Regions from separate parts of the Homo sapiens genome. Here region 2 is linked to region 1. Evidence: read pairs that join two places in POLR2A ChIA-PET (ENCODE). Cell type or tissue: B cell. All regions are shown on one strand. Links, peaks and the distances in the headings refer to the core of each region. The heading gives the core; the rest is flanking DNA. Region 1 overlaps HHEX (hematopoietically expressed homeobox). Region 2 has its middle 64 kb from the start of EXOC6.

Region 1 (16,098 bases), core at 6,098-8,597:
GAGGGTCGTGGTATTGTAAGCCCAGCCGGTAGTGCCCATTCTTTTTGGGGTTAAAGGTATGTCTGGATTTAGTTCTAGGTGTGACGGCTGTGTGTCTGTCTGTGTGTGTACAAGGCTGTGTGCATCTGCGGTGTCAGTGTGTGACTTTGGGTATGTTTGTGTGTCGGTGGGAACGTGTTAGGTCCACGTGCCGGTGGGTGTATGTGAATGTGTCTGGTTGGGTGGCCTCCTGGCCTACCTTTGTCATCCCTGGGGCCCGACAGCTCTGGGGTCTGGCCAGGCCGCTCCAGGGCAGTGGGTGAGCGCCGCTCTTCCCGCTCGCAGGCAAACCTCTACTCTGGAGCCCCTTCTTGCAGAGGCCTCTGCATAAAAGGAAAGGCGGCCAGGTGAGATTCTCCAACGACCAGACCATCGAGCTGGAGAAGAAATTCGAGACGCAGAAATATCTCTCTCCGCCCGAGAGGAAGCGTCTGGCCAAGATGCTGCAGCTCAGCGAGAGACAGGTGAGCTCGCGGGGGGCCTGGGGCCGCCTCCGGGGAAGGGAAGGCTTCTGGGGTAGGGGTCGCCGGGCCACCGAGAGAGAGGCGAGGAGCCACCCTGCCCTCTGGCACGTCCCGACGCGGGCTCGTTGCAAGTTTTCTTTCTCTCTTTCCTGTAGGTCAAAACCTGGTTTCAGAATCGACGCGCTAAATGGAGGAGACTAAAACAGGTATGGACATGGTTCTGTTTCTATGGAAATAAATATTTTTATCACGTTATCTCAGTGCAAGGCTGTTATGGGTTGTATGCAAAAGTCATTTAAGAGACTATTTAACCTCTTCACCTTGATTAAAAAGACAAATAGTCCTGCTGAAATTCAGGATGAGTTGCTCAGGTGGCAGTAATGCTAAAAGCACCTAATGGGGTTCCTATATCAATTATGCTTGGGTTTTCACACACTGGCTAGTAAAACTCCCAGCTAATTGTTTTATAAATCCCATATGTTGTTTATCTAATTAACGCAGGAAAGATAAAGTAATTGACAGTAAATGACTTAAGCAGTTATCTTTGGGAGAAAATTGTTTCTTTTATTTACACAGCCATAATAAAACCAGGCAGAACTCAAGGGTAAATATAAAGAAACAAACACCTTTAAGTCTTGTTTGCACTGTTTTTTAGAAGAATTAAATGTCAGGGAGTTTAAAAATTATTTTCTATCTAATGCCAGCTCTTAAAATGAAATATAAAACTTGTAAGAAAATATTCAAGCCTGTTTGGAAAGTAGCTTAAACTTTCTGACAGTCTTTCTTCCAGTGACCTTGTTTCGCAATATGTGATAAAAAGTAAAGGCTAATTTAGTTTTTAAAAGAAGGTCTATTGACTTAAAGCTAAACATTCATTTTTGATGTCCTAATCTGGATATACTCTCCAAAGTTATCTGATAATTGCTGAATTGTTCACTTGTCATTGTATATACGGTTTATAATAAATACTTTGAAACAATGAGTGGAGAAATTTAAAGCAAAGTGGATTTTAAAATTTATTGATCATTACTTTTTCATTAAAAAGAAAGTGTCCCAAAGAATATTTTGAAATAGAAAATAAAATTCCCATAACTTCATTACTGTAATGTGATTTAAATATTTGCAGATCCACTCTCAATTTCTGACCGTGTGCATCTATTTGTTGAGACTATAAGGCTTGCAACTATATAACAAATAGATGTTGTAATATTTCTATGTAGTATTTATATGCATTTTAGACAAGTATAGGATTAAAAATTCACTAGCTTATATACTTAATAGTTCTTGGTCAAAGGCTTGACTCTAGTTTACCAGAGACCTTAAAAATAGTGGTTTCTATGTAATATGGGGATATTTCCCAGAAATTTGCCCCAGATTTTAAGTAAATTGTAGCTAATTGTCTACCTTCTCAGTTGGCAGCATTCTTCCAGATCCACATTTTTTTTCTTTGCCATGATTTTGTAACTTGTTAAACATTTACACATGTAGATGTTTATAAATTTACTCCAGAAAATGAATGAAAAAAGATCCAGTCTAATAATTGAAACTTTATTCTTAATTCACCAGTTAGCATTCTTATTTTTAAAATGTCTGAAAGACTGTTAATTGGCAAGGTTTAAATATTTAAAGAATGAAGTTAAGGTGTATCTGTAGTGATCTGATTTTCTTTCCCCCTTAAACTTTTGAGAATATTGAAACCATGGGTCTGGGCTGGTGTTAAGTAACCAGAATTTGTGTTCAATTGGTATAATGTATCTGCCCTTATGTTCATGACTGGTTCTCATCTTTTAAGCATATAATCTTTGATATGACAGAAACTTTTCTTCCAAAGTGAGCAAAAAGCACAAGTATGTATCTCCTGAATAAGATTATAAACTGAAAACACTCAGTAAACTAAAAATTAAAAGATGGAATAGGATGAAGAGACATTTTGATTTATTCCTCTCACCTATCCATATTTTATGATCCTTCCAATCTCCATTTTCATTTCCTTTATTCAGGAGAACCCTCAAAGCAATAAAAAAGAAGAACTGGAAAGTTTGGACAGTTCCTGTGATCAGAGGCAAGATTTGCCCAGTGAACAGAATAAAGGTGCTTCTTTGGATAGCTCTCAATGTTCGCCCTCCCCTGCCTCCCAGGAAGACCTTGAATCAGAGATTTCAGAGGATTCTGATCAGGAAGTGGACATTGAGGGCGATAAAAGCTATTTTAATGCTGGATGATGACCACTGGCATTGGCATGTTCAGAAAACTGGATTTAGGAATAATGTTTTGCTACAGAAAATCTTCATAGAAGAACTGGAAGGCTATATAAGAAAGGGAATCAATTCTCTGGTATTCTGGAAACCTAAAAATATTTGGTGCACTGCTCAATTAACAAACCTACATGGAGACCTTAATTTTGACTTAACAAATAGTTTATGTACTGCTCTTAGGTTGTTTTGATAAAGTGACATTATAGTGATTAAATTCTTCCCCCTTTAAAAAAACAGTTAGTGGTTTTCACTATTTATAAAAAATTAATTTTGAACTTTTTGTTAAATTTTTAAGTTATAGCTTTAAAGGTTTTAATAGGACCTTCTTGAACGACTTTTCTGTAATCTGTTTATCTCCCACTTAATGGAAAGGCAAAGGGGTACCCCAAATCCAGAGGTGCCTACATTTCAGGCAGCCTTGGAGTATTTTAAAAGGAAAACATTCTTTACTTTTATATGACATTCTTATACTGCTGTCTCAAATCCAAAAACATTTCAGAGCTCTTGTCTCAGAGATGTGTGTTCTTTTTGTCAGAGATATGGTTGATGAGAATCTTAAATGCTTGTTTTGCACTATCACTTAGTACCTGTTTGACCAAGGTGTTAAGGGGATAGTACCTCCCAATTCAAGCAGAGAAACTGACCTGACTAAAGTTAATCGCAGATGAACTAGAAGTCACAGGTTAATTAAATGTAAGTAGATTGTAGATACTGTTTTATATCAAACAATGTTTATAATGTGTATATAGAATTGTTCACTGTAAAAAAAATGGCCAAAATGTGTTTTTTTTTTAATAAGTAACTTGACTATAAAATAAAGCCGTCCGTGGGACGACTGACCTCGTTGCAAGTCTAATTCTTTGATTTTAAAAAGTCTGCACACCTTTTCTTGACCTCCTGGGTGCTTGGCGCGGTGCTGGGCTCTGGGGACAGGAAGTGACTGGGGCTGGATCTTGCTGGGGCTCTCGTTCCGAGTCCCAGGACCGCGGGTGGGTGCCTGGAACGTGGGTTGGGGCCTCTCCCGGGCCGTTTGCCTTGGGGCTCTGCTCCTGCCGGCGGATTCTGAGCCTGATGGGTTCGAGTCCCGGGCACGCCAGGCGACGGGAAGAGCCGAGGCCCAGGCCCGCTGCGCCGTGAAGCGCGGGGCCGTCCGGACCCCATCGATTCTCCTCGGCAGCCGGGCTGGCCCTCGCCGTCCTTGACCGGCTGAGTCAACACCGCGTCATCCCTCGGCGGCCGGGGCTCGGGAACCCGCTCCGCGCGGCGGGGCCCGGGGTGGGGAAGTCCGAGTGGGGGGATGGGGGGCCCTGGCCGAGGGGAGCGGGGAGGTGGTTTGCGCTGAGAACTGTTCTCGAACCCGGGGAACTTCAGAACCTCCTTCAGGGCTTGTGGAAACCCAGCCCTGTTCCTGGAGTTCTGATCTGTTAGGACTGGACTGGGCTGGGACCGGGAATTTGTATTTCCAACAAGAGCTGAGGTGACGCCAAAGCTGCGGGCCCGGACACCACCCCTGGGGAACCACTGATGTGAGCGCACGGGGTGCGGAAGAAGCAGGTGGGACCGGCACTCCTCCTCCCACCTGCTTTCCCGGGTAACTTTGGCCAGCAAGAGGCTGGGGCGGAGGGCTGAGAGGAGGGAAAGGCGAGGGGGAACAGAGGAACGAGGGGCTTATCCAGGCTAGTGGGAGTGAGGTTTGATGGCTGAGCAGAGGGCGCAGGGTGGAGGAAGGGGCACCATGAAATGGAGGGAGAATGGGGTGCTGAGGTTAGGTGGGTGTGGGGGCCCAGGTTTCTGATTGTTCAGGGTATTGCTAGTCTGTGCCAGCTGCTTGCCTAGCTGAGCCATCAGGTCTCTGACATTCCAGGAAAACCATGACAGAGATCTGTTGGGGAGAGGCCTGGAAATCTCTCTCTAGCCTTGGCCTCCATGGAGGAGGCCTCTAGTTGTAGAGTTGGGTACTTCTGGCTAAGGACCTGTGAAGGAATGACCCGACCCCTGGCCTGGCTTCTAGGGCTGTGGCGCCCCCAGATATGGACACTCAGATGAAGACAGTGAAAAAGTCATTGCTGTTAGGGAGTTGTCACATCCGGCTTCCTTAGATTCTAAGAAGGCCCCTGGAATTGCAGGGGAATTAAGATTTCTGAGAAAAGCAGTACTAGTCCTTAAGCAGAGAGGTGTGGATAGACTTGGAAGTTTGAAGATTTGGGTTGGTGTTTTAGTTCTTGGCCTCAAATCATTTGTAGAACGAAGATGGTCTAGTTGAACCATATGAACCCCTTCCAGCTCTCAAATTCCCAACTCAGTTCATGCCGTCCTTATTGTTCTCCCTACTCCCCATGTCTCCTCAGCCTTGGCACCCAAAGTGGCCACCCAGTGGGAGAGTTTCCCTTCCCATCAGCTGTAGGCTCCAGACCCTGCCTAAAAGATTACATCAAGGTTTCAAAGGTCATAATCCATCTCGTCTGAAAATGGGACTGTCCATATCAGATTTTTGGAGAATGGGAGGCTTATGGATGTAATATTGAATTAAAGTAATCCTGAAACCTGTGTGTGTGTTTCGCTTCTGGAGATAAACCCTAGTTAATGTTTATTCTTGAGAGTAACTGTATCATGACTATTCAGCAGAGAAATACAGACTAATGTATTGATTCACACTAGAAAACTTGAGGGGTAAAATCTAGTTTTAAAGTTGACAATTCCCTGAAACCAGGCTGCTTTCCAATTTCAAGCTTATCCTAACTCTCACCAAGTTGCTCCCATTCTGAATCTAAACATGTCCTTAAGAATCAAGAGCATGTTAACTGGAGGAGGTGCAGTATTCTCAGGACACAGGTAGGCATTCACTTTTCTGAAGTACCCCATTGCAAATTGCCAATGAAGATTTAGAAATTCCTCCTACGATCCGGGCATTTTTCATTTGTTTGTCTTTTGGCTATTTCATGTTGAAGCAGCACGTATGACCTTTACAGCACAACTCCTGTCTTGTTTTTAACTCTTTTTATCAGGAGATTCAACTTGAAAACGGTTATCATTTAGCAGAAAGACAAACAGAAAAGCACATTTTTGTAAGCAAAACGTTAATGATTTGAAGAATTGCCCTAATTTCACCATGACAGTGTGTGATTAATCCCCTGGGTCGTGTACTTATACTTTAAGTTATTCAGTTCATTGGTCTTTGATATTCAGAACCCTTTCTAACTTAATATGATATTGATTTTGTTGGATGATGTACTTTGACTCTTTAAACAACATCACTTTTAGAGATGACTAGCCTACTGTGTAGTATTTTATTTAGAGAACTATTGCATAACATTTCTTTTTCTTACTTTTTATGGTTTTCTCAGGGTGAAAGCTGATAAGACATCTTGTGGGAAAAGAGGAAACCATCTCTGATAGTGAAAGTACCTTTTCTCTTTCAACTTTTCTGACAAGCTTTTGTGTGTGTGTGTGGTTTTCATTACTGTGAATATTCATCTTAGTTAATGGGGGCAGGACAGGGATTCAAGAAAACTTATTTGGACTTGGGGAAAACGCATTTTGCTGGGGACAGAAGAGACTTACTAAAATTCCCACTCCAGATATATTGGCATGTGGAAGCTGATGAACCCAAAAGCTCCTGATTTTGATTTTTTTTCAAGATCTAATAATCAATGATCCTTTAAATCTGTGATTGGAGATACTTATGTGACTACTTACAATATGGGGCAGAATGTGAATACCAAACAATCACCCAGGATGCTTCTAAATGATTGGGAGTTCAAGCCAGGCACTTTGGGAGACCAAGGTGGGCAGATCACCTGAGGTCAGGAGTTTGGGACAAGCCTGGCCAACATGGTGAAACCCTGTCTCTACTAAAACTACAAAATTAGCTGGGCGTGGTGGCACGTACCCGTAATCCCAGCTACTCAGTAGGCTGAGGCAGGAGAATCGCTTGAACCCAGGAGGCGGAGGTTGCAGTGAGCGGAGATCATGGCACTGCACTCCAGCCTGGGCGACAGCGTGAGACTGTGTCTCAAAAAAAGAAAAAAAGGCTGGGCGTGGTGGCTCATGCCTGTAATCCCAGCACTTTGGGAGGCCGAGCCGGGCGGATCACGAGGTCAGAAGATCAAGACCACCCTGGCTAACAAGGTGAAACCCCGTCTCTACTAAAAATACAAAAAATTAGCTGGGCATGGTGGCGGGCGCCTGTAGTCCCAGCTACTCGGGAGGCTGAGGCAGAATGGTGTGAACCTGGGAGGCAGAGCTTGCAGTGAGCCAAGATTGCACCACTGCACTCCAGCTGGGCGACAGAGCGAGGCTCCATCTCAAAAAAAAAAAAAAAAAAAAAAAAGAGAAAAAGAAAAAGAAAAAATAAATGATTAGGAGTTCAGTATTTTGTGGTCAAAGTAATCAGGTTGTACTGACATTTATTTTTCAGTCCATAGAGGTTTTAGGAAGTCCCAGTTGGGCTCTGTATATGTCTAATCTAATTTTGTCCCTTGATATGTATTTTTTGGTATTGTTGATAACTCCAAATAAGAAGCACTTTGGAGACTCCTCCCACTCACCCAAAGATCTGAGACCCCAGGTCTACAGAGGAGCAGCTACCCCTTCACATGTGGCTGTAGGAAAACCAGAATCACCCCGTTGTGGATACAAGCATGGCTAGCAGCAGGGGAGATGGAACTCTCTACCCCTCTCTTGCTGGCTGGGGCCCCGGGGGACACCCGCATCCTCAGCCTCCGGTCCCTCAGTTCCTAGAGCGGAGCGTGGCTCCCCCGAGAGGAGGCGGCGTCCCTGGCACGCCGTGGGCCCCGAGTGTCAGTCAGAAAAGCTAGACACCCCGAGTGATTCCCTTCTTTTGAGACAGCTCTTGGGTTCGCAGTTGCAGGCGGGAAACCTCTTCAGTCGGATGTACACAAATCTCTCTGGATAACACAGAGGGCTGCTGCGAGGGGACCTTGGAGCTGGCAGAGACATTTCCTGTCTGCGGAGGATCTTGACTTTGGAGCATCCGGCCGTCGCCGCGAGCGGCCGAACACTTTCCTGCGTCGCTGCTTTAAAAAAAAAAAAAAAAAAAAGTCACTGCCAATATCAGGCGACTTTCCACATGAAAGCCAATGAGGCCGCTTCCCACTTAAAAAACGTTTGTTTAAAACGTATTTTCTAAGCATTCCTTAGACTCCCTTTTATTTTGGAGGGGGAATTTGGTATCTTTGAAAAACCTTAAGTATTCAAAAATCTCATTCTCTCTGAAGACAACTTCTTAGATGAACAAGTACGGGAAACAGTTAACAGCAGAGGGTCCCTCCCCTGCTGCTCGCAGACGCTCGCAGTAAGATATGCTCATAATCTTGTTTATGTTTTTCTTTCATGGTTTATGCCCTTCCATCCTTCTTCTGCTCCCCACTTTTCCTTCCTTATTCATTCCCTTTCTCTTTTTTCCCCTTTCCCTTTTAGGATTCCTCATCTTCATTCAGTTTACTTCCCCATTTAGAATAGAAAATGACTAATCTCTACTCTTTAGATGTCACTATTGGGGCCAAGATTTTCTTTAAATTTATAGAAATGTTCAACTTTTAGCTGAGGTGAGAATCCTGTTTGAGGGAAATGTTGCTGGAGTCCTAATGCGTTGCTCCCATCCCGCCAGGGATAGTTTTTTTTTTTTTTAAGCCAAGATAAGCAATAATAATAACATAGTCCAGGTACAGTGGCTCATGCCTGTAATCGCAGCACTTTGGGAAGCCGAGGCAGGCAGATGGTTTGAGGTCAGGAGTTCAAGACCAGCCTGGCCAAAATGGTGAAACCCCGCCTCTGCTAAAACAAATACAAAAACTGGCAGAGTGTGGTGGCAGGCGCCTGTAATCCCAGCTACTCGGGAGGCTGAGGCAGGAGAATCACTTGAGCCACTGCACTCCAGCCTGGGCGACAAAGTGGGACTCCGTCTCAAAAAAAATAAAAAATAAAAAATAAAAAAATAAAATAACATAAATAGAAGAGTAATAATCCCTGTGTCTCTAGGGTCCAGGCGCTCAGTAGCACTGGAGTGTAATGGAGCTGACAGAGAGAGATGCTGCAATAAGGGATGGACAGCAGATGCTGTGGCAGAGTCTGCCAGGGACTCCCAACCAGAGAAAAGGAAAAGGAAGCCTGTTCCACGGAGAAGGATGATCCTGTACACAGGTCTGGAGGTGAAAGAGGGCAGGGAGTATGCATGACTGGACTCCAGAGATTTTGGATTTCAGAATTTTCAGTGAGGGATTGTGGACCTGTGTTCTCTCTACCCACCACACAGGTCTCTTTGTTTTTGCATTGGCACTTTCCTCTCTCTGGAACTCTCTTTCCCCCAAATATAGCCTCATGGCTTGCTCCCTCCTCTCCTTCAGACATGGCCTTCCCTTGCCACCTTTTTACAATGCCAACCTCCTCTTCCTATCCCCAACAACAATTTAATTTTCTCTATTTCACTTAATGCAATTGGATATAATATTTTTACTGCCTTATTTATTATGTGTCTCTCCTTATTGACATATGAACATCATGAGGGTAGGGATTTTTGTCTGTTATGTTCACTGTTATGTATCTTCAGCCTGACCTATTAGGTGCTTGTTAAACATATGTTAAATTAGTGAATTACTGAGCACGTACTATGTGCTGCTAAATATTATGTAAGTCTTTCACCTGCTTTATATCTTTATATCATTTAATCATCAAGGACCCTATGAGGTAGAGGCTGTTATCAACCCCATTTTCTAGATAAGGAAACTGTCACCGAGAAATTAAGCCCAAAACCTCAATTACTATACCGATCAATGTTGTAATGAGAACTTCCTCACTGAATCTGTTGCATTCTTGAAAAGGTATCAAATCAAGTCTAACTCTAGCTATAAGAAGAGAATTGAGGTTTTTTGCTCATCTTACCTAATCTTTTGCCTTGATTCAAATCTAGCATTACATCTGGAAGGGACTATGATACAGTATAAGGGATAAGCAATTTCTGTGTATGTAACATATTATTCTATTACATTAGGAAACTAATAAGCTGAGTGAAGTACCATTTCCCTCTCAGTTTTCTGGGGAAATGAGCATTATAAGATACACTTTCTATCTTTCAAAGCGTTAAAAAAAACAAGTTGGCCAGGTGTGGTGGCTCATGTCTGTAATCCCAGCACTTTGGGAGGCCGAGGCAGGCAGATCATGAGATCAAGAGATCGAGACCATCCTGGCCAACATGGTGAAATCTCATCTCCACTAAAAATACAAAAATTAGCCGAGCATGGTGTTGTACTCCTGTAATCCCAGCTACTCGGGAGGCTGAGGCAGGAGAATCGCTTGAACCTGGGAGGCGGAGGTTGCAGTAAGCTGAGATGGCGCCACTGCACTCCAGCCTGGTGACAGAGTGAGACTCCATCTCAAAAAAGAAAAAAAAAAAAAAAAAAAAAAAAAATATATATATATATATATATATATACATGAAAGTTTGCTTCTCATCTGGCCCATTGAGGCATGTTCCACAAGGGACTCTGAACATAGCAGTGTGATAGCTTACTATTTGTGTCCCCAGCATCCAGCAGTATGTTTGGCCTACAGTAAACTTTTAATAAATATCGTTCTACAGAATGAAAGTGAAAGCCATGTGCCCTCCCTGAAGGAGAGGAGAGCCATTTCCCTCCCTCCCCAAGCCCCGCACCCTCATTATACTTCCTATTCCTTGGCCACCAGAAACATAGCTTGCCTGGATGGCTTTGGCAGCACAGCAGAAAGCATAGTGGGCAGGGGCTGTAAGTGCTACAGAGACACTTGACAGGTGCCAACTTGGGCCACGGGTGAGGCGAGGACATATTTAGGTCTGTTTAAGCCTAAAAAAGCTCTAAAAGAAAATGTTCTCTTCCATCTTTTTACCAGCATAAATTTGAAGAGGAAGTGCTTCTGTGGTTTTATTGGCCATTTTTCCCTTTCAGACTTGGCAATTTCATTCAATTTCCAGTTCACACTTCTCAATTTCAATCAAGAGTTTTATTTAAAATATATCCAGTTTACTGAAAAAAAAAATGACACTATTTGGGATGGGCTGTGATCACTACTATTTTTATCAGCATCATCTATTCAGAAAATGGAAGCAGGAAATCCAAATTTTTTAAATGATTTCTGAAAGTATTTTATGAATTGCAAAGAAGTGTAGAAGGAAGAGAAAGTGTTTACTTTACATGCTCTTTCAAAGTTTCAACTTTCCTTAGCTGCTTATGGAAACTGCATTACTACAGACTTTCCATTAATTGTAGATTAGACCAGACTAATTCAATAAATGTTTAAAAAATGGACCCTGAGTGCAGGTTCAGACGTCCAGAGGAAATGACTTGATGGTACGGAGGTGGAAGGGAGTGAGAAGTTATGATGATGTATGGTGCTGTTGATCAGTTAATTGAAGGTAAAATTTTTAGCTTCACCAAGCAATTACCTGATCTCATTAAGGTCTTTAAAATCACCTAAGTACCATTTGCCTGAGGCAGCTGCCCCTTGTTTAGATGTTATTTCAGGCATTAAGAAAAACACAATGTTAATGGTGACCAGGGAATTTATGCATGCAGTTTCTAGTATATATTATTCTGAATCTTAGCCATTATTCAGTATTATCCACCTTGTATAAACATGGGGCACTAAAATATATTTACATTTTGTATATATTTACATTTCATATTTGTTTTACTTTTCAAATGTATTTTAAAGCATCATGTTTACAAGATAGTTTTTTTTACAAATAAAATTTGTTAAGAGATATGGATTGTCAATTTTTTTCAAGAAACTACTTATTAAAGTATAATATATATATTTTAAAAGCTCACAAATCATAGGCGTACAGCTTACAACATGACTACACTATGTAACTGGAATCCATATCTTGAAATAGAACATTACCAGATCCCAAGGAGCTCTCTTTATGCCCCCTCTAGTTCACTATCCCCAACCCCACTCCAAGGGACTCCACTAACCTGATTCCAAATGGCATAGATTCATTTGCCAATTTTTGAACTTTATGAAAGTAAAATCCCACAGTATTTTCTCTTTTATCTCCCATTCCTCCTCCATTCCTTTAGTTTTCAGGTTTTGTTTTGTTTTGTTTTGTTTTTGGAGACGGAGTCTTGCTCTGTCACCCAGGCTGGAGTGCAGTGGCGTGATCTGGGCTCACTGCAACCTCCGCCTCCCAGGTTCAAGCAGTTCTCTTGTCTCAGCCTCCCGAGTAGCTGGGATTACAGGCGTCTGCCACCACACCTGGCAAATTTTTGTATTTTTAGTAGAGATGGAGTTTCACCATGTTGGGCAGGCTGGTCTCGAAGTCCTGACCTCAAGTGGTCTACCTGCCTCAGCCTCCCAAAGTGCTGGGATTACAGGAGTAAGCCACCGTGCCCGGCTGCCCATTCCTTTAGTTTTTTTTGCTGGTAAATTCATCCACGTTATGGTGTGATGTTGTTTGTTTATCCTCAGTGCTGCAAAGTGGTCCATTGTATGAATTTTCATGTTAGTTTAAATAATGCATCTAAATATAAAAACTGTGCCATAAAATTTACATTTGAAAATGACACTGCTCACATTTTACTGGACTCCAAGACTCCTAGGTGGAGAGAAAGAAAGACAGCAGAAAGAGCAGGAGCATCAGGCTGTCAAGAAACAAATCACTGCAACCTTTCACATATCAGAAGGGCTGGGAATATCAGTAACCAATATCTCACTTATTTTTCCCACTCAGGTGGGTTAAATGAAAAAAATCACCGAGGCCGGGTGCGGTTGCTTATGCCTGTGATCCCAGCACTTTGGGAGGCTGAAGCAGTTGGATCACTTGAGGTCAGGAGTTCGAGACCAGCCTGGCCAACATGGTGACACCCATCTCTACTAAAACTACCAAACAACAACAACAATAACAACAACAACAAAACCCCTAAAAATTAGCTAGGCATGGTGGCAGGTACCTGTAATCCCAGCTACTCGGGAGGCTGAGGCAGGAGAATTGCTTGAACCTGGAGGGCAGAGGTTGCAGTGAACTGAGATCATGCCACTGCACTCCAGCCTGGGCAACAAAGCAAGAATCCATCTCCAAAAAGAAAAAAACAATTTCTAAAGACAACTTCAATTCTGGACATAGGTCTCCCTGTAGTTACAGTATTTTATTTCAGTAGTTTTAGGAATTTAGTTTGCATTCTATTCCACTTTCATTTTCCTGTTACTTTGATGTTTAAAATTATAAAGCTGCTATGGGATGATGTGCTGGATTTTATGTCTAGATTTGCTGTTAAGTAGCAATGTGACTCTGGAGATATCAATTACCTCTCTGTTTCCTCATCATAAAATGAGGCTCTTGGACCAGGTGATTTTTTTTTTTTTTTATTTTTTTTTATTTGAGATGGAGTCTCACTCTGTCACCCAGTCTGGAGTGTAGTGGCGCGATCTCGGCTCACTGCAACCTCCACCTCCCGGGTTCAAGAGATTCTCCTGCCTCAGCCTCCGGAGTAGCTGGGATTACAGGCACGCACCACCGCACCTGGCTAATATTTGTATTTTTTAGCAGAGATGAGGTTTCACCATGTTGGCCAGGCTGGTCTCAAACTCCTGACCTCAGATGATCCACCTGCCTTGGCCTCCCAAGTGCTGGGATTACAGGCGTGAGCCACCGCGCCCAGCCTAGGTCATTTTTAATGTTGCACTTAACACTAAGACGCTATGTTTTTCTGTTCTATATCTTTCTAAGCAACATATTCACCCCTAAACTTCAGTGGCTATGTGTTTTAGGTGTTGAGAGGAATGAAGAATCTTTTATTTCACCGGTCTTCTGGTGTTCACTCCCTGAGCAGGACTTGTCTTATACTTAAGCTCAGTTCTAAGGTTAAATCAAGGCTCAGTCTCTATCAAAGCCTATAAAAGCTCACCCTAGGGAAGTGTTCTTAGGGAAGCATTTCTAATATTTCCAGCTGTCCATATATTTTCAAACAAATAATAGGGTATTGAAGTAAACTCGAATGTTGATTATACGTTTTCTATCAAATTATTCAAGTATTCATTCAGAAAATATTTATTGAGCACCTACAATGTGGCACGTGGAAGCACTGGGGATATAAATTTGCATAAGGCTCAGTAGGATGACTTTGAAGACCAGAGAAAACATCCTTTTAATTTCCAACATTCAAGGATGAACCTATTTTCACCCTAAGCATAATTATAATTTTGCTTGCTATATAATAATTCCATGCTGTTTAAGTTCTTGAGTTTGTCTTGCAAAAGCTTTTGCCAAACAACCCATAGCAAAATATTTAATAACACATGGGCATTCCAAAGTCATAAATAAGAAACTAAGTGGACCTCCTTTTAGAGCATGTCCCCACAAATGCCCTCTTCTCTCCTCATTTCCATCCTGGGGTGAATGCCCACTTCACCTCCCACACAGTGTGGTTTAAATAACTATAAAATGTCTCCAACAGATGGTATTACCTGGCATCCCACACCCAGGACTGTCATCTCTCCCTCAACATTTCCTTCCTGTGGCATTGAGGCTGTGAATCTGCCCATCTCCCCTGGTTTTCTCCAGGTAACTCCACCTTGGGCAAGGTCTGCATTATATATATATCTATATTTACATGTATAAAAGTATATGTATATGTATTTTTAGAGGCAAGGTCTCGCTCTGTCACCCAGGCTGGAGTACAGTGGCATAATCATAGCTCACTGCAGCCTCCAACTCTTGGGTGCAAGGGATCCTTCCACCTCAGGCCCACAAGTAGCTGGGACTATAGGTGCATGCTACCACACTTGGCTAATTAAAAAAAAAAAATTTATAGAGGTAAGATCTCTATGTTGTCCAGGCTGGTCTCGAACTCCCGTCCTCAAGCAATCCTCCTGCCTTGGCCTCCCAAAATGCTTGGGATTACAAGCATGAGCTACCCTTTGGGCACATAATGTATTATTAGGTAGAGATGGCAAAATTTCTTAATTCTCTTGTTGGGTTAATGTTGTTTTGTTGTTATAAAATTTCTAAAATGAGAATGTTTTGCCTCCATTTCAGTTTAATTCCTTCTAGAGTATATTCATAGAAAATGAATCATTGAGCCAAAGGGATGAATATTTGATAAATATTGTGAAATACTTCCTGGGAAAGTTTTGTCAATTTATATCAGTGGAGAACAAGGATCATTTCTCCATATCTTCACCAATGGAAGTGCTGTTTTTCTAATCTTTCTTAATTATTTAGGAGAAGAATAGTATGCTGTATTTTAATTTTACATTTCATTCCTTTCATTATTCCCAAAGTTGAATTTTAAAAATATGCTGGCCAGGTGCTGTGGCTCACGCCTGAAATCCCAGCACTTTGGGAGGCCGAGGCGGGAGGATCACGAGGTCAGGAGATCCAGACCATCCTGGCTAACACAGTGAAACCCTATCTCTACTAAAAATACAAAAAATTAGCCAGGTGTGGTGGCACGTGGCTGTAGTCCCAACTACTTCGGAGGCTGAGGGAGGAGAATCACTTGAACCCGGGAGGTGGAGGTTGCAGTGAGCCAAGATCACGCCACTTCACTCCAGCCTGGGCAACAGAACGAGATTCTGTCTCAAAAATAAATTTAAAAAAATGCTAACCTTTTATTTCTTTTTCTATTTGAATTCTTTTATTTTTTATTATTTTTATTATTTTTTGAGACAGTTCAGTCTGTTGCCCAGACTGGAGTGCAGTGGTGCCATCTCGGCTCACTGCAACCTCCACCTCCCGGGTTCAACTGATTCTCCTGCCTCAGTCTCCCAAGTAGCTGGAACCACAGGTGTACACCCCCATGCCCGGCTAATTTTTTGTATTTTTAGTAGAGATGGGGTTTCACCATTTTGGTCAGGCTGGTCTCAAACTCCTGACCTCAGGTGATCCACCCGCCTCTGCCTCCCAAAGTGCTGAGATTACAGGCGGGAGCCACCATGCCCAGCTGATTTATTTGAATTCTTTATGTTGGAAGATATAAGCTTTTTGCCTTATTTATTGCAAAAATGTTTCTCAGTTATTTAAAAAGATATTTAGGAAAATGGAACATTTTTGTGTAGTCAAATGTAACAATATCTCTTTTATGATTTCTTTCTTTTCTCGTAAGCTTAGAAAGATTCCCTCATTCAGAAAGCAAATGAACATCCACATACATTAAACAAAAACCCTCCCCCTAAAACTCTTTCATCTCTCCCCCACCCCTCATTATTTTACATTTAATGCTTAATCTACCTGAAATTTATTTTGCTCCACAATATCAGGTGAAGAACTAAAATAAAAAATTACCCCTAAATACCTAACTAAGTGTTCCATTCATGCAATAATCATTCCTTTTTGCCCTTTTCCTGGA
Region 2 (16,098 bases), core at 7,642-10,141, 86 kb after region 1:
ATTGGCCATGAGTTAATGATTGTAGCTGGGTGAATTAAAGCATGAGAGCTCAGTGTACAGATTTAAATAATGACTGCTCAACTAATCACTTTTTACCACAGCAGCTCTTGAAAAGTTATACCTCTTTTTGGGCAATGACCCACTTTCTTTTGGTAATGACTTTTCAGCCCATCATACTCTAAGTAAATACATCACAAGAAGTGCTATTTCAACATTATGGTTTTAGGTAAAGACACATTCACCAATTTACTCAACAAATTTGCATTGCCTACCATTTTAGGATGAACCCAAACCATTTTGGTTTACATGTAGATGTCAAGAAAGATGTGAAGATGCAGGACCACTGACCACTCTTAGGTCTGTTTCTTACACGTGCTCTTTTCTGGCTTTAGCTTTTTGCTTTTTCTTTGCTTTCAACATGGTTTTCTATGCCATAACTTAATTTTTAAGTGCAGCTTGAGTGTAAGATGACCCCGAAGTTTGAAAAAATAGTGGAGAAAAATGGTGCAGAAACTGCCCCTTCCAATAAAAAAGACTTCTTATCTCCTCTCTCCACCCCTTATGACCCCCATCAAGTCTTTTCTTCCTCTTCGAGTGAGTACAATGAACTTCCATTATGTTACAGTTTACGTATGAGTGGTGTTTATTATTATTTCCAATTGTCGTTAATTACTTAGAGTTAGAGGTTGAATTGTGTCCCTCCCCAAATTCATATGATAAAGATCTAACCCCAAACCTTAGAATGTGACTATATTTGGAGATAGTCTTTAAGAAGGTAATTAAGTTAAATAAGGTCATCAGGGTGGACCCACATCCAATATGAGTGGTGTCCTTATAAGAAGAGGAAATCTGAACACTTTATGTACAGAGGGAAGATAGTGTGAAGATCTAGGGAAAAGACAGCCACTTAGAAGCTAAGGAGAAAGGCCTCAGAAAAAAACAACCCTGCCAACACATTGATTTTGGACTTTCAGCCTCCAAAACTATGAGAAAATAAATTCCTGTTGTTTAAGCCACCCAGTCTGTAGTACTTTGTTATGGCAGCCCTAGCAAACTAATATACTTATCTAAACTTGTTTTCCTTATTCTCTTAGGGAAAACATTATAAGGAATGGACTAAATTCATAAAGTGAGGGATAGGTATTTCCCTCACCTTTTCAATATGTTTGACATTTTCTATAATAAAAACTTTTTAAAAATTAAAATATGTCTGGCTAGCATGATTTCAAATATTATTGATCTCCAATGACCTACTATGATATCATGAATAGAAGCTATTCACAGGGGTGATAGTGAAAATAAGTAATAGCTGGGCTGAGCACAGTGGCTCATGCCTGTAATCCTAGCACTTTGGGAGGCCAAGGTGGGCAGATCACTTGAGGTCAGGAGTTCAAGACTAGCCTGGCCAACATGGTGAAACCTCATGTCTACTAAAAAACAAACAAACAAACAAACAAAACAAAAATTAGTCAGGCATGGTGGTACACACCTGTAATCCCAGCTACTTGGGAGGCTGAGGCAGGAGAATCGCTTGAACTGGGGAGGTGAAGGTTGCAGTGAGCAGAGATCATGCTACTGCACTCCAGCCTGGGCAACAGAGTGAGACTCTGCCTCAAAAAAAAAAAAAAAAAAAAAAAAAAAAGGTAATAGCTGGTCAGTGGGGAAGGTCTGTTCCTTTCCTGGTGAGAGCCGGATACCAGCGGTGTTGGATGTCTATGAATGATAATCTGAGCTTTGGGCCTTGGCTATCTCTGACATATGGATCAAGATGACTCCAGGATTAGGTGATTTGGTTGGTTCTGCACCTCAAGACCCCTCTGTATTGGTCTATTTCGTATTCAGGGGCTTTGGCTCTCAGATAAGGTAATGTGACAAAGTGGTTCAGAGCATTTTTTTAGGAGTTGGACGACTTGATTTTGAATCCTGGCTCTACTATTCACTATTTGGGTGACTGATTCTTGGATAAACTGTCTTCTCTAAATCCTAATTTCCTCATCTATAAAACAGGGGTAATAATACCTTTCTCTTTTGGTTATTGGAGGGAGTACATGAGATTATGAATGTAATGTGCTTAGCATGGTGCCTGGTCACATTATTACACTTTAGTTCAGGTCCATTTGACATGACCTAGACTGAAATGTCCTGAGCGTCATTTTCTGTGTGTTATCATTTGTCTTAAGGTGACTAAACTCAGCTGGCATCCTTCTCTTTATTTCACAATTTTAAGCCTCATGTGAACCTCAGACAATGAACAGATTTCAACAAGTTTAGGGAAATAGGAAGACTCAAATGGGAAGAAAGTCTACCTACCATAGAAATTCTACAGAGGTAAAAGATTCATTGACTCATTCAACAAACATTTATGTCAAGTACTATTCTATATGCTGGGGATATAGCAGTGGATAAAACTGACAAAAATTCCAACCTGAGAATGAAAGTTACATTCCTGGGGGTGGGAGTTGACACCATGCATCTAGTAGGTGTTAATTAAAAAAAAACAAAACACTTTGCCTCACCTTTTTGAATTTCTATAGTAGGTGTTATTTATTAAGTGTATATAGTGGCTAGTAAATACACCATTTACTAGCCGCTATATAGTTCTGTGTGGAATATAAATTTCCCGTGTGGAACCAGTGATCAAATTGCTCTTGAAGATATAAAATAATGTATGCTACATGTACATGTTCTTTGCCCATAGGAGGACTCCAATTAATGGGGAATGAATAAATGAATATGAACAATTGCACGGGTGGTGAAACTCAGAGTGTGATTTCTAGGCGTAAGGATTGAAGTTCCACCGTTCATGGGTACACACTTTATATCATCTCTTTAACCAATGTCCCAACTCTCATTGTGATGCACTTTATATTTAGAAGACAGCCGGGTAACTCCCTTTTTCTTTCCTCTCATGCATACTTTAAATTTTCATTATGGAAGGTATTATTCAAATTTTAGACCTTTCTATTTGATTTTAGTAATGTAAGACAAAATATGAGCAAGTAAGGGAATGGAATTTATATTTATATACTATCTACTATGTGCCAGGCTCTTTTTACATGGTATATCTCATTACTTTTTCGCAAGAAAACTTTATGAGGATACAGAGAGTATCTACAAATAAAATTTACAGAAAACGTGCAAGACCCTTATGACAAAAATTATGAACCCTTCTCAAAAGATACTACGGTTTGAATGTGTGTCCCCTACAAAATTCATGTTGAAACTTAACCCTTATTGTGGTGGTATTAAGAGGTGGGGTCTTTTTGGGAGGTGATTACATCGTGAGGCCTTGGCCCTTATGAATGGATTAGTGCCTTATTAAAGAGCCGGAGGAAACTAGCTTAGGCACCTTTTTACCTTTCCATCTCTTCTCCTTTTCCTCCGTGTGAAGACGCAGCATTCAAGGTGCCATCCTGGAAGCAGAGACCCAGCCCCCGCCAGACACTGAACTTGCCTGTACCTTCATTTTAAACTTCCCAGACTCCAGAATTGTGAGGAAATACATTTCTGTTTTTTTAATAAATTACCCAGTCTCAAATATTTTGTTATAAAAGCACAAATGGACTGAGATGAAGACCTAAATCAAGTGAGATATGCCATACTCATAAATGGGAAGACTCATTATGAAAATAACGTCATGTTTTTCTAATTTAATCTATAAATTTAATGCAATTAAAATAAAAATTCCTGTACAGTTTTTCATAGATCTTGAGGAGCTCAGAAATTCATATGAAAGAGCAAATATCCAAGATTCATCAAGACAATATTGAAAAATAACATAGTGGTACTCATCCTATTAGACATGAAAACTTGTTATAAAGCTACAGTAGTTAAACAATATCATTTTTACCTTGAGAGAGACAAATAGACAGATGGAACGGAATTGAGAACCCAGAAATAAAGCCAAATATCTAAAGATATCTATCCTGTAATAATAGCACTTTGGGAGGCTGAGGTAGAAGAATCATTTGGGGCCAGGAGTTTAGACCAGCCTGGGCAACATAGTGAGTCCTTGCCTCTACAAAAAAAATTTTTAATTAGCTGGGCATAGGGGTGCATGCCTGTAGTCCCAGATACTGGCCAGGTGTGGTGACCCACAGCTGTAATCCCAGCACTTTGGGAAGCTGAGGTGGGAGGCCGTTTGAGCCCAGGAGTTTAAGGCTGCAGTCAGCCATGATTGTGCCACTGCATTACAGCCCAGGCAACAGAGCTAGACTCTGTCTCCCAGAAAAAAAGAGGTAAAAGAAACCTGATATATGATAGAGGAGACATTATAATCAGTAAGGAAAAAGAAAGAACCAGTCAATAAATGATGACCCAATTGTTTATCCATACAGAATACAGAAAAACCATTTTTGACTCCTACCACATAACCACAAACAATAAGTTCCATGTGGATTAAAGATATCTAAATGTGAAACTCAAAAAAATCAACCATAAAGGAAAACAATGGACAAATACGATTATTTTAAAATATAAAACTTTTGCATGCCCAAAGATACCAAAACAAAGTAAAAAAAATCACACTGGAAGAAGATATTTGCAATGCAATAAATAATAAATTAATGACACCTAGAATACTTAAAGAACTTCTAAAATAAGAGGCTGGGCATAGTGGCTTATGCTTATAATCCCAGCACTATGGGAGGCTGAGGAATGAGGATTGCTTGAGCCCAGGAATTTCAAGACCATCCCTAGCCTAGGCAACACTGTGAGACCTCATTTCTACAAAAAATTGAAAAAGTAGCTTGGTGTGGTGGTATGCACCTGTAGTCCCAGCTACTTTGGAGGCTGAGGCAGGAGAATTGCTAGAGCCCAGAAGTTTGAGACTGCAATGAGCTATGATCATGCCACTGTACTCCAGCCTAGGTGACAGAACAAGATTCTGTCTCAAAAAAAGATAGGAAAAAGACAAAAACCCAGTAGAAAATAGGCAAATATATAAGCAGAAGGAGAAATACAAATAGCTATTAAACATATAAGAAGAGGCTGGGTGCGGTGGCTCATGCCTATAACCCCAGCACTTTGGGATGCTGAGGTGGGAGGATCACCTGAGGTTGGGAGTTTGAGACCAGCCTGGCCAACATGGTGAAACCCCGTCTCTACTAAAAATACAAAAATCAGCCAGGCCTGGTGGCACATGGTGGTGCATCCCAGCTACTTGGGAGGCTGAGGCAGGATAATCGCTTGAACCTGGGAGGGGGAGATTGCAGTGAGCTGAGATTGCACCACTGCCCTCCAGCCTTGGCAACAGGGCGAGACTCCATCTCAAAAAAAAAAAAAAAAAAAAAAAAAAAAAAAAAAATCTTTGCACTCATTCTCCAAGCCTAGGTATGGTCCAATTCTTCCAGTACACCAAGGCAAGAAACCCCGGGGTACAGAAAGCCCTCTGTCCTTGCAACAAGGTAGAGGGTCTAATTAAGCTAACACAAGCCGCCCATAGATGGCAAACTAAGAGTACCCTGTAACACACATCCACTGGGGCTTAAGGAGCTGTAAACATTCGCCGCTAGACACTGCCATGGGGTCGGAACCCCACAGCCTGCCCATCTGTATGCTCCCCTAGAGGTTTGAGCAGCAGGGCACTGAAGAAGCGACCCCCACCCCCACCACACACCCAGTTGGGGGACAAGGGAACCTTTCCCGTTTCAGTGATAAGAGAAAATTCCACTGACAAAATGGAAATTGGGCTGTATAGGTAAGAAAGAATATGTCAAAGGAGCCCTGTCTTTTAGGTATAGAATAAAAAAGTCAAGCCAGGAGAAGATGCACCTTTTAAGGAATATCAAAGTGAATAGCATTAACTTTCCAGCTCTAGCAAGTGAAAAGAAGGAACGGCAACACTATCACCAATAAAGAATGCCTTTAAACTCGTAAGATGGTGAGGAGAAAAAGAGACCTTTAAATATTTTTTGCTCATTTAAAAAATTTCCTTCTTTCTGAGAAAATGCCCTGTGACTAGAAAACTAGAATAATCTGAAATGAAAAAGCAGCCAAACAGTACAGACTAGGAAATGGTGGTTTGTAAGTCATCACCTCTTAAGTGCTGGCTTCATGTTCTACTTTTAGAACATAATCAAAGCTAGGTACTCTCTTTCCACAAAAATGCACACTATATCCCCCAAATTTTGCACACAGTTTTAGGGATTCACACACATTTTGATAAACAATCCATGGACACTCTCATCCCCAACATAGGGATCCATGGATGCTAGGTTAAAATCCTTCTTTTAGGGTGGGCGCAGTGGCTCACACTTGTAATCCCAGCACTGGGAGGCTGAGGCCGGCAGATCACTTGAGGTCAGGACTTTGAGACCAGCCTGGGCAACCTGGTGAAACCCTGACTTCACTAAAAATACAAAAATTAACCAGGCGTGGCGGCATGTGCCTGTAATCATAGCTACTCAGGAGGCTGAGGCATGAGAATTGCTTGAATCCAGGAAGCGGAGGTTGCAGTGAGCCGAGATCATACCACTGCACTCCAGCCTGGGTGACACAGCTGGACTTCATCTAATAAATAAATAAATAAATAAATAAAAATAAATAAATAAATAAATAAATCCCTCTTTTAAAGAAATAGATTCAGTAATGTCATCAATAGGCACATCCTGGCTATTGCTGGTGGTATGTATGTATTCTCAAATATTACTACACTGAAACAGTGGAAATGGGATGCCCAGATGACAACAAAAAGTTGGGGCAGGGGAGACAGGGAAATGACAAGTAGAAGGATGGTGAGTTTTGGTGTTAGACAAACACGGGTTTGAATCCCACTCTGTTGTGTGACCTTTATGAAGGTATTTAACTCTTTAAGTCAGCCTCACTTTCCCCATCTGTAAAATATAGACTAACTATAGTGTCAATTTCATGGGATTCTTGTAAGAATTCAACAGGATAATTAATATACACAAGACTATTAAACCCAGTGTCTTGTCATACTTTAAACAGCTTAAAAAATGATAGCTATTTATTATTGACCAGAACGTCACAAATTGGCTATTTTATTTTTGAGACAGTCTTGCTCTGTTTGTTGCCCAGGCTGAAGTGCAGTGGTATGATCTCGATTCACTGTAAGCTCTGCCTCCCAAGCTCAAGTGATTCTTGTGCCTCAGCCTCCTGAGTAGCTGGGACTACAGGCGTATGCCACCACACCTGGCTAATTTTTGTATTTTTAATAGACAGTGTTTTACCATGTTGGCCAGGCTGGTCTCAAACTCCTGGCCTCAAATGATCTGCCCACCTCAGCCTCCTAAAATGCTGGGATTACTTACAGGTGTGAGCCACAATGCCCAGCCAGTTAGTTTAATTTTCTTTCCCAAAATAATTTTAGAACAATGATTTACATAATTAAAAGAGAACTTGTGGCTGGATGTAGTGGCTCATACTTGCAATCCTCATACTTTGGGAGGCTGAGGTGGGAGGATCTCTTGAGGCCAGGAGTTTGAGACCAGCATGGACAACATAGCAAGACCCCCATCTTTACAAATAAAACAAAGAAAATTAGTCTGGCATGGTGTCACACACCTGTAATCCTAGCTACTTGGAAGGCCAAGGCAGGAGGATAGTTTGAGCCCAGGAGTTTAAGGCTGCAGTGAGCTATGACCACACCACTGCACTCCAGCCTGGGTGACAGAGCAAGACCTTGTCTCAAAAGAAGAGAGAGAGAGAGAGAACTTGTTAACTTATTATCCATATAGCTTTGTGGGAAAAGACATCCTTCTATTCTAAAATGAATGTCTGTGTCATGTGCTAGGCAATCACAGCCATATTCCAAGTCTGCTCTTCCTCCCTTGACCTCTGCCACCCTGGTCTTGGTTTTCATCATCTTTCCCTGGGATTCTTCAATAGCCTCTTCACTTGCTTCCCAGTAACTCTCCAACACATGTAGAATAAGGCCCCTCTTAAAAGGCTCTCATATATAATCTGGCCCCCAGATAGGTCTTCCAACCCACCTCCTTCTCTCTTTCTACTCTGGTCATACCCACCTCCACGCTGTTTCCCCGGTACTACACTCCTTTCCTTTCCTGAGCATTGCCTCTTGCTGGTCCCTTTACCTGTGGTTCTCTTACTTCAGAGATCTACATGGCTTGCTCTGTCCTTTCAGTCAGGTCTCTGCTCAAACTTCACTCCCTCAGAGAAGGCTTCTCTGACCAACTCATCTAAGATGGCACCTCATTGCCCCATCCCTCTCTATTCCCTTACCTGTCTTATTTTTCTTCATAGCACCTTCCATATCCCCACTGTTTTGTTTTGTTTTGTTTTGTTTTGAGACAGGGTCTCACTCTGTCATCCAGGCTAGAGTGCAGTGGCACCCTTATGGCTCACTGCAGCCTTTATATCTGGGCTCAAGCAATCCTCCCACCTCAGTCTCCCGAGTAGCTGAGACTACAGGTGCACACCACCATGCCCAACTAATTTTTGTGGGTTTTTTTTTGTGTAGAGACAGGGTTTTGCTATGTTGCCCGGGCTGGTCTTGAACTCCTGGGCTCAAGCGATTCTGCTGCCTTGGCCTCACAAAGTGTTGTTGGGATTACTTATGTGAGCCACTACACCGAGCCTGTATCTTGACATTTTATCACACATTTAGTTATAATTTTTTTTTGAGACAGAGTCTCTCTCTGTCACCCAGGCTAGAGTGCAGTGATGCAATCTCAGCTCACTGCAACCTCCACCTCCCAGGTTCAAGCAATTCTTCTGCCTCAGCCTCCCAAGTAGCTGGGACTACAGTCACGTGCCACCATGCCCAGGTAATTTTTGTATTTTTAGTAGAGACGGGGTTTCACCCTATTTGTCAGGCTGGTCTCGAACTCCTGACTTCAGGTGATCCATTCACCTTGGCTTCCCAAAATGCTGGGATTACAGGTGTGAGTCACCATGCCTGGCCTCTACTTATAATTTTATTGTCCGCCTCTCCCTCCATTGAAAGCAAGGATTTGGTTTTATTTCCTGCCTAGCACAGAGCCTCGCACTTAGGAGATGCTCTGCAAACGTGTGGATGAAGGAAAGAGTGAACGAGGAAGCGAGGGAAGAAGTACAAATCTGGTCTTTGTTTCTGCCTCCTGTGGCTCTTGCTTTAACAAGCTTGGAAATTCCACACCAATATTTCCCCAGCTGGCGGGAAGCTCCGAGGGAGGTGGGATGGCACCTGCTAAGGTGGGGTGCCTGTCAGTGCAACCCCTGCCCGCCGACCTCTCCACAGCCGTGGCAGTGCCCTTCTTTCCTCCTGAATCCTCCCTAATGGACCCTTTAAATAGCACTGGACCCAGGACTGACCTCTCAAAACTCTCCTCGGTTCCTTGATTTAATGAGAATCTTTGCCTTTCCAGCCAAGAACAATGTCACTGGACTTCTGTTTCCTGACCTTTTAGAAAACCCAAGGATGTGGGACAAAAGTCTCACTACAGTTAGCCAGGTCGGTTCTGCTCTGCTGCTGCTCTGCTCTGGATAATCCGTCTTCTTAGCCTGACCAGAGTTTTTCTTAATAAAATTAGTATTGTGCACTCTGATCTCTCGAGGTGTTTGAAAATTGGTTGTATTAATTTTTTCCCTTGTATTTTCGTGGGCACCAAAATTAAGCTTACTGGTCTTCTTCATTTCTCCTTTATAACATAGTCAACATGTAGCTCTTTTTCAACCTTTTGTATGAATTTGAAAGCATTTTGGAAGGGTAGCTGTTATATAATAATCATGACATTTACTTATGTCGGAGGCAGGACGATTACTTGAGCCCAGGAGTTTGAGACCTGCCTGGGCAACACAGGAAGACACTGTCTCTACAAAAAAAATTTAAAAATTAGCTGGGTATGGTGGCATGCACCTGTGGTCCCAGCTGCTCAAGAGCCTAAGGTGGGAGGATCACCTGAGCCTGGGAGATAGTGGTTGCAGGGAGCTGTGACTGCACCATGGCTGCATTTGATTGCAAGTTGTTTTAGCAACATGATTGCATTTAAAGTTATTTAAAAGTTTATAGGCTGACCATGGTGGCTCACACCTGTAATCCCAGCAATTTGGGAGGCCGAAGCGGGTGGGTCACCTGAGGCCAGGAGTTCAAGACTAGCCTGGGCGATGAAGCAAGACTGTCTGAAAAATAAATAAATAAATAAATGAATAAAAGTTTATAACAGTGTTTATAGTTACAATTTATTAAGCACCTACTATGTGCAGCTGTTGTACCAAGAGTATCACATTGATTATCTCACTTAGTCCAATTAACAATCCTATGACATGGGCTATAATAACTAGCACTTATTGTGTGCCAGTTAACCTATTACATATATCACATTATTACACATATTATTTCACTTAATTCTCTCAGTAACTCGATGGCAAAGGTAATGTGATTATCCCCATTTTGCAGATGAAGGATCTGAGGCTCAGAGAGGTGTATTTTTCTGCTAGGGCTGCCGTAAGAAATGATACAAACTGGGTGCCTTTAACAACAGGAATTTATTTTTCTCACAGTTCTGGAGGCTGGAGGTCCAAGATTAAGGCGCCTCCAGGGTTGGCTTCTGATGAGGCCTCTTTTCCTGGCTTGCGGACAGCTGCCTTCTGGCTGTGTCCTCAAATGGCTTTTCATCTGTGCCAGGATGGAGAGAGACAGTTCTCTGATGTTTCTTCTTCTTTTTATAAGGACTTCAATCCTATTGGATTAGGGCCCCACCCCTTCAGCCTCATGTACCTTAATCACCTCCTTAAAGGCCCAATCTCCAAATACAGTCACATTGGGAGTTAAGGCTTCAATCTATGAATTTCAGGGAACACAATTCAGTCTATAACAAGAGGACTTTCTATCTATTGGGAGACTGAAAAACAACAACAACAACAACGACAACAGTAAGAGGGCATATAAAGTATCAGTGCAGTCCTGTCTTCCTGTTAATTCTCCAAAATAATTCCTAATGTCCCCAGTCAGCCTTTGAAAAATGCCTTCTTTCAGTGGCTAAGGCTGAGCCTTGCCATAGCCTACCCATCTCAGCAAACACAGATTATTCTTTCCTAGTGTGTGAAGGCTTCCACTGCTGCTATTAAAACAACTTAAAGCCAGGTACAGAGGCTCAAGCCTGTAATCCCAGCACTTTGGGAGGCTGAGTTGGGAGGATAGCTTGAGCCCAGGAGTTTGAGACCAGCTTGGGGAACACAGGAAGCCTTGTCTCTACAAAAAAATTTAAAATTAGCCAGGCCTGGTGGCGTGCACCTATGGTCCTAGCTACTAGGGAGGCTGAGGTGGGAGGATCGCTTAAGCCCAGGAGTTTGAGACCAGCCTGGGCAACATAGGGAGACCCTGTCTCTGCAAGTAATTTAAAAATTAGCCAGGCGTGGTGGCATGCACTTGTGGTCCTAGCTACTCGGGAGGCTGAGGTGGGAGGATTGCTTGAGTCTGGGAGATAGAGGCTGCAGTGAGCCATGACTGCACCACTGCACTCCAACCTGGGCGACAGAGTGAGGCTGTCTCAAAAACAAACAAACAAACAAAAACTTAAAAAAATGTTTTGTGTGCCTGCGTGTGCAGCAGTTAGAATGACAGCTGAGGTAAAACACGTATTACAAGCTTCTTCCTTGCTGTTGTTCTCTCATCTGCTTCCCCTTCCCGTTGCAGCAAGGAACCTGTCACCTGCACTGCCTGGTTTTGGTAGACAATGCCCAGGTGGCGGCGTCTTCCCTCTGACCTCACCACACCTGTGCCTCCGTGCTGCTGAAGCCCTCTCTGGGATAGGTTGGGACATTTGCTCCTGTCGCTTTCACACGTCTTTTAGTAACTCTTTTCTCTTTTCTTGTTTCAGCACATGAGAAACTTTCTCCTGCTCATCTGCTTTTGTTAACTAAATGCAGGAGCAGGCAGAGCTGTCTTTACTGCAGGAAGCCACACACACCTGCAGACCCGCCTCTGCCATCTGGTCCTTGCTTCTCCAGGTGTGGTCGGCATCCCTGGGAAGCTTGTTTACACAAGCTTCTGGGGTCTCACTTTCGGGGATTTTGATTCATAGGAATAAGGTGGACTTAGAAATCTGTGTTTTAATAAGCACCCCCAACCCTTCCTCAGAGATCTTACTATAAAGCTCAAGAACCATTCATTGGTCCAGGTTCATCTGGTCTAGGAGAGTATGAAAGGGAAGCGTAATGAAAGCACATGTTCACTCATGGCTGCCCTTGACTTCCTTTGGAATTCTCACTCCTTTTGGCCCCAGTTCCATGGGTCTTTGTACAACTGGCTGCTACCACCATGCCTGGCTCTGGGGCTCTTCCATTCCCTTGGCTTGGCTGTGGACAAATACATACTCTCTTTGGCCTGGTGCAGCTGTGGATGCCTGCCAATTGTTTTCTAGTCGTTGCTCTGCTGCTAAGAATTAGTTCACACCAAGTTTTGATCCCACTGATTGAGAAGAAGCCCAATCAGGGCTCCTGATTATGGTGGCTAAGAGCATGGTAGTTACGGTCTTGGCCATGGAAGTTGGAGGGACCTGAGTTTAAATCTCAGCCCCACTCAGTAACATGGCTGTGTGGTTTAAGTCAGACACAGGATCTTTTTGGGCCTCTACTTTCAGATCTGCAAAATAGGATGAAGATATTTTCTGTACCTATGTCAAAGAGTTGATGAGTGGGAAGAATGAAAACATATTCTAAAGGTAAGATTGTGACATGACTGTTGTGCTATAGAGAAAAATATTCAAATTGGTTGCCATGATCCCTTAGAAATTAAAAGACTCCAACATTCTTTTATGTTGAGAGAAATCCCCCAGTATTCTGGAAGTAGTGGGGAGGATGGAGAAATTTTCCTTTATGGGAAACTTAGAAAAAAAAAAGTTGAAATCAATGAAAGCTGACCACCTACCATGAAACTAAGATCAAAGCTGTTCTCTTTCAAATGCAAGAGGAGAAGTTAGCTGGTTGTGTTTGTCTTTCTTCATGTGGGGTGTCTTCTCAGGGCTTGCCACTTGCGGAGTGTGAGCCTAGACAGTGGTCAAGGCAAACCCATATCCTCCCTTGTAAAATGGGAAGGACAATTGCAGGGTCCATCTCAAATTTTATTTGTTAGTTGATAGACACCCATTGTCAGGAAGAAAACTGCTCTCGAAGAGCTGGAGGCCTTCACACCTGCCAGCTGAAGCGTTTGAGGCTGTACCGGCTGCTTCTGAGAAGGCCCTAGTTGTCACACTTGAGCAACTGAGCATCTGGGTGGCTGGAAACCCAAGAACGGTGCCTAGCTCGGCTCTGTCCGGCCTCGAGTCCCCTCATCCCAGACTGAACTGCTGGGGGTGCCCTCTGGAGGTTTATTCGTTTTGGTCTCCTGGTGTTGAAGAATCTGGCTCCTTTTCTTCTTCTTCTGTTTTTTTAAAATTATTTTTATTTCTTATTGATTAAGGCCTCCAGCTTTGCAAAAGAATCTGCCCCCTGCTTTAAAAAACAAAAAAATATTTTTTCTTTTTCTTTTTTTTTGAGGCAGGGTCTCACTCTGGTTACCCAGGCCGGAGTGCAGTGGCCCGATCTTGGCTTACTGCAGCCTTGACTTCCTGGGCTCAAGTGATCCTCCCACCTCAGCCTCTTGAGTAGCTGAGACTACAGTTGTGTGCCACCATGCCCGGCTAATTTTTGCATTTTTGTAGAGACAGGGTTTCACCGTGTTGGCCAGGCTGGTCTTGAACTCCTAACCTCAAGCCATCTGCCCACCCCGGCCTCCCAAAGTGCTGGGATTACAGGCATGAACCACCATGCCCAGCCTGGCCCCTGCTTTTAACAGGATCACTAGCTATGCTCAGCTGGAGTCTACCGCATGCAGTAGGTGCAAACCTGAGCCTATAATTCTGTGCTTTAATTGTGCAACAGGACTTTGAAGCAGGCCTTTCCCAAACTGGTGGTGTGCAGGGGAAATGCCTTGTAGATATTGCTCACAATAGGGAAATCCTCTCCAGTATACTCTGACTGGGGCAGAAATCCTCAGTAAAGGGTTGGGCTTTGAGAGGTATTTCAAAAGAGAGATTAACACTTGTTGTAGAAGTGCTAATCACTGATTGAATTAATCAAGGGCCAAACTACAAGGTGTTCACAAGAAAGATTAGTGACTTCGGGTGTGAATATTCGAAACCAGTATTGGGAAGCCCGGGCCCTGAGGTTTTCCTGAGCACACAACAAAAAAAGGACAAATAGAAGACAGGGTAACGAACGCACCTAGCAATTTCTCCCTAGGCAGTGTTTAGGAATCATTGTTGGAAATATTAACTATCAAGTACATATACAATGTTTAATTTATAATAAGCACTCACACATGTCAGGTTTTGTTATCCCTTTTGTCTACTAAGACCCCTTATTAGAAATTTCAACTGAGAACTAGAGCAAAACATTTTTTTTCTTTAGAGAGAGAGAAAAAGACTGGCTCAATTACTTTTTTAAACATTGAAGAATAGTTTGCCTGCAGGAAAGTTAATAGATCTTAAACAGTGTAAGTTCAACTTCTTTTATAATAAAAGATTGGGAAACAGATTTCAGTGCTACAACATACGGTAAAATGATTTTGTACTTCCTTTCTAGAAAAGGGGATCTGTAATTAGAGAACCAAATAACCAAGGACGTATAACCTGAAAGTGAAATTAGAGCATGTAAGGAAATGGTTGCTTCAAACAAACAGCTATGTCCAAATCACTGAGGCTGTAGGAAATGGTTTTCTAGGAAGTCTGTATTTGCAGGGGACACAGTGGGAGGGAGTGGGGAGGAGGTGGGTACCTGGTGGTGGTTTCTTAGAGAACAAGGAGCTTTGAGAATGAAGTGTTAATTTTATAAGAATATGATGAACAAATCCAAAAGAAGGAAACAAAAAAAAGAACAGAAGGAGATAATATATTAAGTGGAGTTAACTTGGAAAAAGTCATTTAAAAAAATCCAGGTGGGGCCGGGCACAGTGGCTCACGCCTGTAATCCCAGCACCTTGGGAGGCCAAGGCGGGTGGATCACCTGAGGTCGGGAGTTCCAGACCAGCCTGGCCAACATGGTGAAACCCCCTGTCTACTAAAAATACAAAACAAACAAACAAACAAGCAAAAAACCGGTCATGGTGCTATGCGCCTTTAATCCCAGCTACTTGGGAGGCTGAGGCACGAGAGTCGCTTGAACCCAGGAGGTGGAGGTTGCAGTGAGCCAAAGTGGTGCTACTGTACTCCAGCCTGGGCGACAGAGTGAGACTCTGTCTCAAAAAAAAAAAAAAAAAAAATCCACGTGAAACAATTGATAGGTGAATGAGTGCTTTCTTACAACTGAATAGAGGAAGGAGGAGGACACTTACATTTATTAGGCTTTTGTAGGGCCATTGAAGGACAAGGAGGGGTAAAACCATAATATACTTTAGGCTTCCAGCCCAAAGAGGACTTCACATTTAGACAATTGTAGACTAAAGAACTTGAGTAGATGATCCCTTGTAAACATCACTGTAACATACTACAAGGTGGGTAATATTACAGATGGGAAAACAGAAGCTCAGTTTAAAGTCCTGGAAATATCAGTGTACGTTTTGAATGTAAACCAGCCAAAACGGATCCAAAGTTGTGGAAACATGCATCTAACTTTTCTTAGATGGAAAAATTTGTTTACGATACAAATACAGTAATTTATACAATTATTCAGGTAATTAGCAGGTTTAAAATTTTTATCACCTAGACCAGCACTGTCCAATAAATATGTAATGTGTGCCACCTATACATATGTAATTTAAACTCTTCCAGCAGCCACATTTTAAAAAGTAAAATAAACAAGTAAAATTAATTTTAATAGTATATTCTATTTAATATGCCATTTCAACAAATAATAATATCATGTAATAACATGTGATACAAAATTATTAATGAGATAGTTTACTTTTTTCCATGTTAAATCTTTGATTTATGGCATGTATTTTTAGACCTACAGTCTATCTCAATTCAGCCTAGCCACACTTCAAGTGCTCGGTAACCACATGTAGCAATCATACTGGACAACAGAGACACAGATTATGTAAAGTACAAAGGCACTGGTTCTACCCTTGGAGGTTATGACCCCATAAGCCAACAATATGAGAGATCCACCAGAATGTGAGTTAATAAATGGTGAGCGTCTCCCTTTTTGTTTTCCCAGAGA

The links. ChIA-PET counts read pairs that join two places held together with the same protein. Peaks named below come from ENCODE experiments on the same cell type or tissue, not always from the same donor. Only the 100,000 strongest peaks of a DNase experiment are listed, where the experiment ranks them.
Region 2: POLR2A ChIA-PET joins it to region 1 with 8 read pairs; 4 of 35 experiments call an interaction of 5 or more read pairs at or near these places.

The regions. Positions count from the first base shown.
Region 1 is chr10:92,692,044-92,708,141 of GRCh38, forward strand. It overlaps HHEX (hematopoietically expressed homeobox), which reads left to right. Exons shown (of 4, transcript NM_002729.5): 2 at 325-503; 3 at 659-709; 4 at 2,504-3,604. The coding sequence ends at 2,725. Among named protein-coding and RNA genes, the nearest start is that of HHEX, 10 kb to the left of the region's middle. RefSeq lists an enhancer at 1-30. In B cell, for the core only: no CTCF peak of the experiment used is centred there; DNase peaks (open chromatin) are centred at 6,148 and 7,618; H3K4me3 peaks cover 1,672 bases; H3K27ac peaks cover 1,786 bases.
Region 2 is chr10:92,776,069-92,792,166 of GRCh38, forward strand. No RefSeq gene overlaps it. Among named protein-coding and RNA genes, the nearest start is that of EXOC6, 64 kb to the right of the region's middle. In B cell, for the core only: no CTCF peak of the experiment used is centred there; no DNase peak of the experiment used is centred there.